Linked DNA regions of Homo sapiens: regions 1 and 2 are each linked to region 3. The links are chromatin contacts, found by Hi-C in ENCODE. All regions are on one chromosome and are shown on one strand. The core of a region is the stretch at or near the end of the contact, and the rest is flanking DNA. Distances in the headings are between cores, read along the strand shown.

Region 1 (3,116 bases), core at 112-2,611, 1.4 Mb after region 3:
AAAAAGAAAAAAAAAAGCCAAAAACGAATGTTGTTCGTCAACAGACATTACCACACTACCAGCACGATTGGCTTTCATCTGGTGGTTCATGAAACTTTGTGGTTGTTAAAAGTGATCTTCATGTTCCGCAGAGGAAAGGCAGCCCTAAAGGGAATACAGTTTTTGTCTGGTGCCCAGAGCCTATCTACCCCTACTTGGGCTGCCAGAGAGTGGAGCTTGGGACACGACCAGTGTGGAATAGGATGGAAAAAATATTTCTCTGTACACTGATCACCACACTGCTTGCAGCAGGGAGCTATCAACCGAGAACCAACTACATAAGGGGGTTGTTATTTGTGGAGGAGCTTTCAGGTCCTCTAAACCTACCTCCCACTCTCGGCAGGAATCCCTTATAGAACCTCCCTGTGGGATGAACGTTAGCTTGGCCCTGATCCCTGCATTAACAGGTAGCGCTGTTTACTATAAAGTAAATTCAGATTCCAGGACCTCCACCTTGGTTGTTTCTGATTTGGCAGGGTTGGGGCGGGGCTTTGAGCATTCGCCTTTTCAAATAATGCTCGAGGTGATTCTGATGTCAGCCAGAGTTGAGAGAGAAGATTGTTATGAAAGGACACAAATACCTCATCACGGTGCTTTTTGTTTGTGAAGTGCTCACTAAGGCGTGAACAGCGTCATGGTGGGGCTCCTGCAGGCTTTATATTTATACCCCGTTTCTTATTTCTCACACCCACTCTGGTAGATAGATCCCTATTTCAAAAATGAGTGAATTAGGGTTCAGGGAAGTGAAACCTGTGTGCCGGCTGGGGACTGACAGTTGGAACCCCAATGTACAAATGAAACCAGGGAACAGTGGGTGTGACGAGCACTTGAGGAGCGACAGAGAGTTATGACCTCGAACCCACAAGTGAGACTGCAAACACAAGTAGGTGGGAGCCCAGCGGCAGGAGACTGACACTGCTGGAATCAGGGAGGGGGCAGTGCTGTTTAAGAGCTTCTGACACACTCAGTTCCTCCCTTCATCCTAAGAGACCTGGGCTCACTAGCAGAGGGGCTTTGGCAAGTTACTTGATGGATTAGGGCCTCAGTTTCTTCATCTGTGAAGTGGAGATAATAATAGTGCCTGCCTCCTGCTGCAAGTCTAGTCATCAGTATCATCAACATTGGTGGTACACCTGCTGGGTACCAGTCCTGGGGTGGGCGTGCTCCTCTCTAGAAGATAAAAGCCCATATAGAGACTATGGTGGAAGGAGCAGGACAAGAGAATCAGAAGCTCACCTCATTCTTAATGTGAAGAGACATTAAGATCAGGAAAGCCAGATGCTTGATGTTCTCTCTCATACCCATAGCAGATGGGTGCCTCACTGGGTTCCCCCAGAAGCTGATGGTGAGCAGGGGGGTGGCAGCCACTTTTATTTTCTCTTTTCTTTTCTTGTCTTCTTTTCTTTTCTTGGATCTTACTCTGTCACCCAGGCTAGAGTGCAGTAGTGTGAGTATGGCTTATTGCAGCCTTTAACTCCTGGGCTCAAGCAACCCTCCTGTCTCATCCTCCTAAGTAGGTGGGACTACAGGTGTGTGCCACCATGCCCAGCTAATTTTTGTTGTAGAGATGGGGTCTCACTCTATTGCCCAGGCTGGTCTTGAACTCCTGGCCTCAAGCAATCCTCCTGCCTCAGTCTCCCAAAGTGCTGTGATTGCAGGTGTGAGCCACTGCACTCAGCCAGCAGCCACCCATTTCTTACAGCTGCTCCAGTGTGAGGGGGTAACAAAAGGCTGCTTTCAAGGCAGCAGCCCAGCCCCCATGTTTCCTGCCTGGTCCCTGAGGAGTGCACAAGTGATCAGGAGAGATTCTTCTTTTGGTCACAGGGATCTTAATGATCACTGGGACTTGGGCTGTTTAAGATGTCACTTAGAAGTTCAAATCTACTTCCAGATGGCTTCCAAGCGAGGGATGGCCTCTACAGTGAGGCCAATCATGTGGTATATTCTTACCTAAGTGGGCCTTGCTGCCCTGCACAATGGCATCTCGGCCCATGGGCCAGCCTCGTAAGGTCTTTAAACCTATGACCACCAGGTGATCTTCTCTGGGGAGCAGCAGAACTTCCATGAGTCTGTCCAGGGATCTTATTTAGAGATGAGTCATACTTTTCTACGCTGTCAGCTCTAGGTTGAAGTAGAATGTACCAGCAACAGACTAGGATGACCTCGCAGCTAGCTGTCCATAGGAATACACCTCTTCTTTCTTCCAACCTCTCAGTTTCCTGGCGTTTCCTCTAAGTTAATGTCTTGCTAGAATGGTTTGAGTTGACATTAACTGTCTGCTATGTTTTATGCAGCACATGGCCACCTACCAAGTGGCACTTTCCATTTTGGGTATGGGGAGCAGGGTATATTTTATACCTCCAATCCCATTGTTCTTTATGAATCTTTGTTCCTTCACCCCTCACTTCCCAAATCGATCACTTTGCTTCTTGATTATGATATCCCTGTGGGTGAACCCGTAGATAGCAGAAACTGAGCTGTCTCTGCTGTTGATAATTTTAGCTCTTCTTGGAACTCCTTTCTTTTTGCAAATGCCAACCAGGTGTCCCCAAGTAAGAGATGATACTTGTTTGTTTGGTAAAGGCACCCAGATAAGAAGAGTCAGAATGAACAGCTCCAAAAGAGAAGTGGTTTCCTCGGTCACCGACTCACCACATTAAACATTCACCCTGGCTCACTGTCTGAAATGAGTCAGTGGTCCTTTCAGAATTCCCTTTACAACAGTGTTTCAAAGAAATCTGTGACTGAGGTTGCAAATCATTTTTTCTTCACTGCAGCTGACTATTTTGCATTTTCCCAAGGTGAAACTCAGCCTGTCTTTTCAGGTGTTGAGAAAGAGAGTCAAAACTTCAAAGTTGAGGGGGTGGGGGTGCGGGGTGGGGGACCCAGCTACCAAAGGGAAGCCCGAAAGCACTCTTTTCAAGGATAGGAAAACACTCACCAACGTCAGATTCTAACACTGAGCTGAGTGGTTTGCTATGTGCAGCTTTCTAGTGGCTTGGATTTTTCTTTCCTAATTTTTTTTTAAACCATCATCCTCTGGTTGCCATCATCCTCTTAGCATTCCTGACCTCCCA
Region 2 (3,170 bases), core at 651-3,150, 1.6 Mb after region 3:
TAAGACTCTACAAGCAGCAAAAGTCTTGACTATAAAAGATACTTCCTTAAAACTGAGAAGAAGATATTCATTTTTGTCCCCCACTCCCCGGATTTTCATCTCTTAGCCATTCTCCGCATTCCTCCAAAATGTGTCCTGTTTGGCAGGATCTCATGCTCTACTTTCTTGTTCTACATTTTCTGGAGTCTAAGCCTACCTTCTCTTCTCTCATTCTTCATTCCTCTATCCACCCATCTATCCTGTCATCTACCCATCCAACCGTCCATTTGTGAGAAATAAAATTTAAAAGCTGTTGGAACCCAAAAAACACTTTGAGAGATGTGAGTGTGATTTGAGTCACATAGAGTTGCTATTTTTGTTTCTCAGATTATAGATTAACTATTTTTCTTATTTTTCTTGTTCTCTATCATGGCTAGAGGCAATTAAATGACCTCAAGGACAAAAACCTCCTGCCTTCTAAATTAATGACCATTGTTACAGACTAACTTCCCCTGTGTTGTGTTGCTTTGCTTAGACCAGATGACAGACAGCCCATGACTATTACACCCTCTGTAAAAGGTGACAAATGCACCCTTTACAAAAAGAAACTGCCTATAACCAATCAAGTTGCTGTAACTATGTGACAACTTTATGAAAAATGCTGTAATCCTGCTAAAAACTCCTCTGTCTCTGTCTATATAAATGAAACCTTAACTTCTGTATTTTAAACTCTGACTCCATTTCTTTGGAATTGGTGTTTCCGGGTAGGCCATCCTCAAACTGCACTTGAATAAACTCTTTGAAAGTTGGGGTTCCGGCTGGGCATGGTGGCTCAAGCCTGTAATCCCAGCATTTTGGGAGGCTCAGGCAGGTGGATCACCTGAGGTCAGCCTGACCAACATAGCGAATCTCCGTTTCTACTAAAAATACAAAAAATTAGCCAGGCGTGGTGGCAGGTGCCTATGATCCCAGCTACTCGGGAGGCTGAGGCAGGAGAATCACCTGAACCTGGGAAGCGGAGGTTGCAGTGAGCCGAGATCAAGCCATTGCACTCCATCCTGGGTGACAAGAGCGAAACTCCTTCTCAAAAACAAACAAACAAACAAACAAACAAACAAACAAAAAACAGAGAAAGTTTGGATTCCAACAGCTTTTAAATTTTGTTTTTCACAAATGGGTGGTTCTGACTCTTTAGATTATTTTATAATATTTTATTATAGGTTGACACATCCATCCATCCTCCCATCCATCTATCCATCCATCCATCCAACCAAACATTCAGGTAAACTAATGTAAACCAGAGTGTTATTGGCTTTAAAAATCATAACATTACATTGTTCCCAGTTGAGAGAATTTCTGGCATAATAACAGACTAAAGGGGTAGATATTGAGGGAGAACACAGAGTGGGTTTAACTATCTTATGTTCTCTACTTAATCAATAGCTGGTTAACTTAAATCTGTTATGCCAGGATAAAAACAAATTTGAAGATGGTTCTGCTCAGTCCACAGTCACTTCTGCCTAGTTGCTATCATTATAGAATGTGAAATAAACTGCAGCTGTGGCCACAAAGTCCCTTTTGCTGAGGCTGGGAGGGCCCAGGTTGCAGCAGATGCGGAGGCCTCTGCCAGGCACCTGCCCTGGTCTTGCTGCTGACCTCCTTGCAGGGTTTCGGTGGTGGGGCTCCTCCTGTGGTCAGGTCACTGGGATTTCGAATACGATCTGTCCTGTCATCACTTTCACTTTGATTAGCTTCATTCTGAAGAACTTTCGACAGCATTCGCAAACATGGGTCGGCATGAGAAAACCAGTTCCTCTGTATAGGACTGATTTAATCTCTTTGTATAGAGGCTGATCTTGGGAAAAAATACACTCCTGTTTACGTCAAACATACAGGACGCGTCAGCCCACAGCCACTCTCAATGCTTCCTGGGTTTTCTTGGTGGGGGCCCCTCTGCATCGCTGGGACAGTGAGTGAAGAGATTGGCCCTGATGTGTCAGTCCCTGCTGGGCTTGGTGCTGTTGTCTCTGGGTGTAATCAAACAATCTGTATCTTAGTGGGACATCCTGCTTGCTCTGTGTGACTCAGAGCTCTCAGGCAGCTGGTTGAAGCTTTGTTTATAGTAGTGCCACCCACTCACTCCACACCCCCGACTCCCTATAAACTACTCCACAGGTGGCCAGACTTTTGGTGCAAATAAAAGTTTGTCAACTGTTGCACCCTTTCTCCTGTCTTTTTTTTTTTTTAACTTATCTAAACAAAATTAAGCTGTGGGGAGTTCATTAATAAAAGGTTTCTTTTACAACATTATTGGCACTCTGCAAGGCGCTTTGGAGGAGAGTGGGAAGATCAATATTACCTAGAGTAAAATAGCAGGGCAGATATTACTCAAGGGAAATCGGTTCTTAATAAGAGAGAGAATATGGATTTCTATCCGGGCAGTCAGTTTGAATATGATGAAACAGTGTGTTAGAGTCGGCGGTCTAGTAATTATCTGAGAAGTCTTAGAGACTATAAATGTGTGTGTGTGTTATAAAAGAACAAACCAAAAAACCTCTCAGCCAAAGCTTTTCAGAAATAAAAAGCAAGTATTTCCACAGATGACCAGACACCAAAAAATTAGAACAATGTGAATCCATTAAATGACAAAAGTGCAGAGCATCACACAGAAATGGTGTGATGACTTCCTGCGTTTGCCTCTGGGAGGGAGGCAGAGAACAGGGAGAAAATGCAGGCTTCTAGATGGGACCGCTAATGAGAAGCCATTCCTCTTCTTTAAGCCTGGGTCTTTTACTTGTCTCTTGGACGCTTCGTGAACATGTGAAAACGGGCAGAAAGCGCAGTGGAATGGTACTGAGAGCACACCAATTTAATGGGGTGCAGGTTACTCTCCATCCTTGTCATGTGAGCCAATTAACCTTCCGGCTGTTGAAATGCAACTGGCAGTTAATTGGGCCATTGTTGAGAACAGTGCAGAGGCCTTAGTACCATTTGCAAATTGCTGAGATAGGAATCTCTGGATGGCTCCTGGGATGAGGGCAAACCAGTTCAGCTGCAGCTATGGTGGAACCTTGGCTCTTAGGCCCAAGGAGTTTCCAGGTGACCCCTGGAAGTCCCAGTGCATTGCAGTCTTAGCACATTGCTCGAGAAGGTGAGGGAGAAGAAGAGAGAAATGAAAGAAAATTTCCAGA
Region 3 (2,936 bases), core at 323-2,822:
TGCTGTTTACTCTCTCCACGCCTTGCTGCTGTCACTTCCTGAATGTCGGCATACTGTATATTACCTCCGAAGGGTCTTTCCCACATGGCAGGAAAGATGAATGCTGACAGCCCTAGATTTGAATCCTTCTAAAAACTCGAGAGGCAGGAGGCTGTCCTTTCCCTTAGTTTCTATAAAACAGTCCCAAGGAAGGGCTCTAATTATCCTGGCTTGATAATGTATGCAAAGTTCAAGTCTGGCAGGAGGTTTTGCACAAACCCAGCTTCCAGAGTTCTGCGAGGGTTCTTACTCTGGGGCTCAAAGCAGCCCTGGCTGCTGCAGCAGTCCCCACGCCATCAGGACAGTTGCAAGGAGAAAAAAGGAGCCCCAATCCCTCACCACTTGCATTTTTTGGTCTAGTCTGGGAAGACAGAACATTGGCACAATTTATGAAAAGCAACTTTGTTACTCACAGTTAAGCAGCAAAAATCAACAGAAACCCAGGGTCCACCATGAGCAGTTCCCCAGGGTTCAGGAATGCTGCCAAGGGCAGATGCAGTCTAAGCATGCCTCACATTACACTCTAGCTGAGGGACTCTGAAAGCACTCCATCCTGGGTTTATATACCCTGGGTACCACTTGGACCACTGAATGCAAGCACTGCAGAACATCCTATTCTAGAAGGAATAAGAATGTAGCCTGGATTGCTCCAGACATTTCCTCCTTATTACAGGATTTTCAGTAGTTTCTGTCTAGGAATGAAAAGCAAGAAGGGGAAGAGCTGGGTCGGCCAAGGTCATCCAGGGACTTATGTTCCTGCAATGTGCTCATTTCTGAGCCAATCTCTGTAACCAGCCAGGGATGGTGCCCTGGTTCAGCCTGGGTCATGTGTCCACACTGTGGGCAAAGCTGGAGGGCAGGATTACTATCAGGAGAAGGCACAGGAAGAAAATCATGCTGGGCAAGGCAAATTCATGGTTACCTCAGCCTCCAGCTTGTCTGAGAGTGTCCCATGGCCATGGTTCATGATGGGTGATGGGCAACCAGGATGAGACAGAAGCCAGGGAAAGAATGAAGATAAAAAAGAGTGGGCCCAGAGGAGCACAGCCCATGAGATTGCACCTCTGGTCCTTGGGAGGCAGTGGTTTCAAAGAGGGGCACTGCAGATGAACACTCCCAACACGGCTAAGGAGGTCAGAGACATGCCACATCTCTAGGACAAGATGAAGTGGGGACAGCCACCTCCAGCTTCACGCTCCCGCTCAGCAAAATATGGACAATAGTTCTGGATTCATAGGGCTTGTCTGAAGTTCTATAGAAGCAGGACCTGAGACACAGATTCTTGGTGCAAGTGATCTCAGAAAGAGAATGTGAGTGGCAAGATAGAAAGAAAAAGGAAGCCAAGAAAAATGTAGATTCAGCTGCATTTTAACCTCTCAGTCTGATCCCACCTCAGCCTGATCCCACCATAGCATGAAGAACACCACAAAGTTATGCAACCTTGAGACAAGGCACCAGACTTTTGCACCCCATATCTGTCACTCATTGTCTGTGGCCACCCCTAGGGGGAAAGCAGGCATTTCTAGGCAAGGTGGCTCCCCTTAGCTGAGCATTCAGAAGAAGGAAGCAGCTGCAACCTGTGAGCAGCCAACACTCAGCTACGGGGTGGTGCCTGGCAGATTAAAGTGTATCTGGTGGGGGCCCCAACTATACCCCTTATGGGGCTATTGTGAGATAATGAAGCTCAAGTCCTATCACAAGGCTGGGAGTTATCATTGTCATCATCATTATCTTATCCCTGTTGTAGAGAAGTAATAAATAGTAAGCATCACATAACACATGCCTCTTGGCTGGCTGCTGCACAGACATACATAGGCAGTAGGAATGTACACAGTCCTTTGTTCATATCCTGTGCCACCCCTGCCATGGACTAGTTATGTGATTTGGGGTGCCAAATTTAGCCCCCTTGAGCCTCAGGGTTCTAATCCATAAAATGGGCTAGGTAACCAGAGCTGGGCTGTTGCAAGGATGACATGAGGTCATCCCCATGGTGCTCTAGGTGCGGTTCTTGGAACAGAAGAAAGCATTCAAGTGACTGTGGGTCATCAGCTTCTGTGGTCAGACAGTCTAAAGCTTCAGCTGACACACATGGAGGCCAAGAAGACACTGGCTTCACGAAAGGCAGTAATATGACTGTGTATTATGTAAAAGATGAAGCCAACTGTGTTTAAGGAAGCAAATCCATTTTCAAAAAGAGGATGTGAAAACAAAGCCTCTAAAGACGTCTGTCTGTTACTCATCAAGACTGTGCCACGGATAGGGCCTTTGCTGTACAGCACCTCCTCAAATGCTCACACAGGCCACCGCTCAGAACAAAGGGGCCTCACCCTGGGCTTCCACAGAGATTTGTCAGCCCGAGGCCACCACCTTTAATTTGGTGGATCAGCTTTTCCTGCCTGTAATCAAAGAGGATAGGATGTGTGTCGAGGTATAGATTAGTTGGGGCTGCCCTGCCCCGCACCCTAATAAAGGTGTAGCCATGAACCTTATTTAGTCTCTCCTAAGCCTCATTTCCTTCTTAGTTAACGGGGGAAAATAATATTTGCATTTAGGATTATTTTAGAGAACTAAATGAAATGGTATTTGTGAACACTTAAATCAGTACCTGGTCTTACATCAGTCCATTTGAATCAGCACCTGCTGCCAAAAAGCAACTATTATTGTGGTTATTGATGTTCATTTTTTCAACCAGTATTTACTGTCTACCATGTGACAACATTGATTTTGGTGGTGGGAAGACATTGGCAAGAAAAAAACATGAGGGTCCTGTGCATAAGAAGCTTACATTCAAGCGAGGAGAGATAGTTAACATAGAACCACGAAAACCTACAGGATGCGATAGTCACATAGAGAATTAAAATAGGACGATGAGACAGAGTGATGGAATAGATCCCTGA

Evidence for each region. Hi-C counts contacts between places; a loop is a spot of excess contacts on that map. Pooled maps may share reads with other maps.
Region 1: a map with no recorded cell type shows a loop between it and region 3 (10-fold over the local background). The contact joins two enhancer-like sites. A Hi-C loop is called at or near these places in 3 of 37 single-sample maps with no recorded cell type and 4 of 50 pooled maps.
Region 2: a loop to region 3 is called in a pooled map, with 4 times the contacts of the local background. The contact joins two enhancer-like sites. A Hi-C loop is called at or near these places in 2 of 37 single-sample maps with no recorded cell type and 1 of 50 pooled maps.

Annotation. Positions count from the first base shown.
Region 1 is chr2:136,131,615-136,134,730 of GRCh38, forward strand. No RefSeq gene overlaps it. Among named protein-coding and RNA genes, the nearest start is that of CXCR4, 15 kb to the left of the region's middle. Within about 2 kb of position 1,362, at least 11 of the 41 ENCODE cell types and tissues checked have a DNase peak (open chromatin) inside an H3K27ac peak, as active enhancers do.
Region 2 is chr2:136,325,636-136,328,805 of GRCh38, forward strand. No RefSeq gene overlaps it. Among named protein-coding and RNA genes, the nearest start is that of CXCR4, 210 kb to the left of the region's middle. RefSeq lists an enhancer at 1,683-1,812. Within about 2 kb of position 1,901, at least 9 of the 41 ENCODE cell types and tissues checked have a DNase peak (open chromatin) inside an H3K27ac peak, as active enhancers do.
Region 3 is chr2:134,737,844-134,740,779 of GRCh38, forward strand. No RefSeq gene overlaps it. Among named protein-coding and RNA genes, the nearest start is that of TMEM163, 20 kb to the left of the region's middle. RefSeq lists an enhancer at 1,943-2,162. Within about 2 kb of position 1,573, at least 5 of the 41 ENCODE cell types and tissues checked have a DNase peak (open chromatin) inside an H3K27ac peak, as active enhancers do.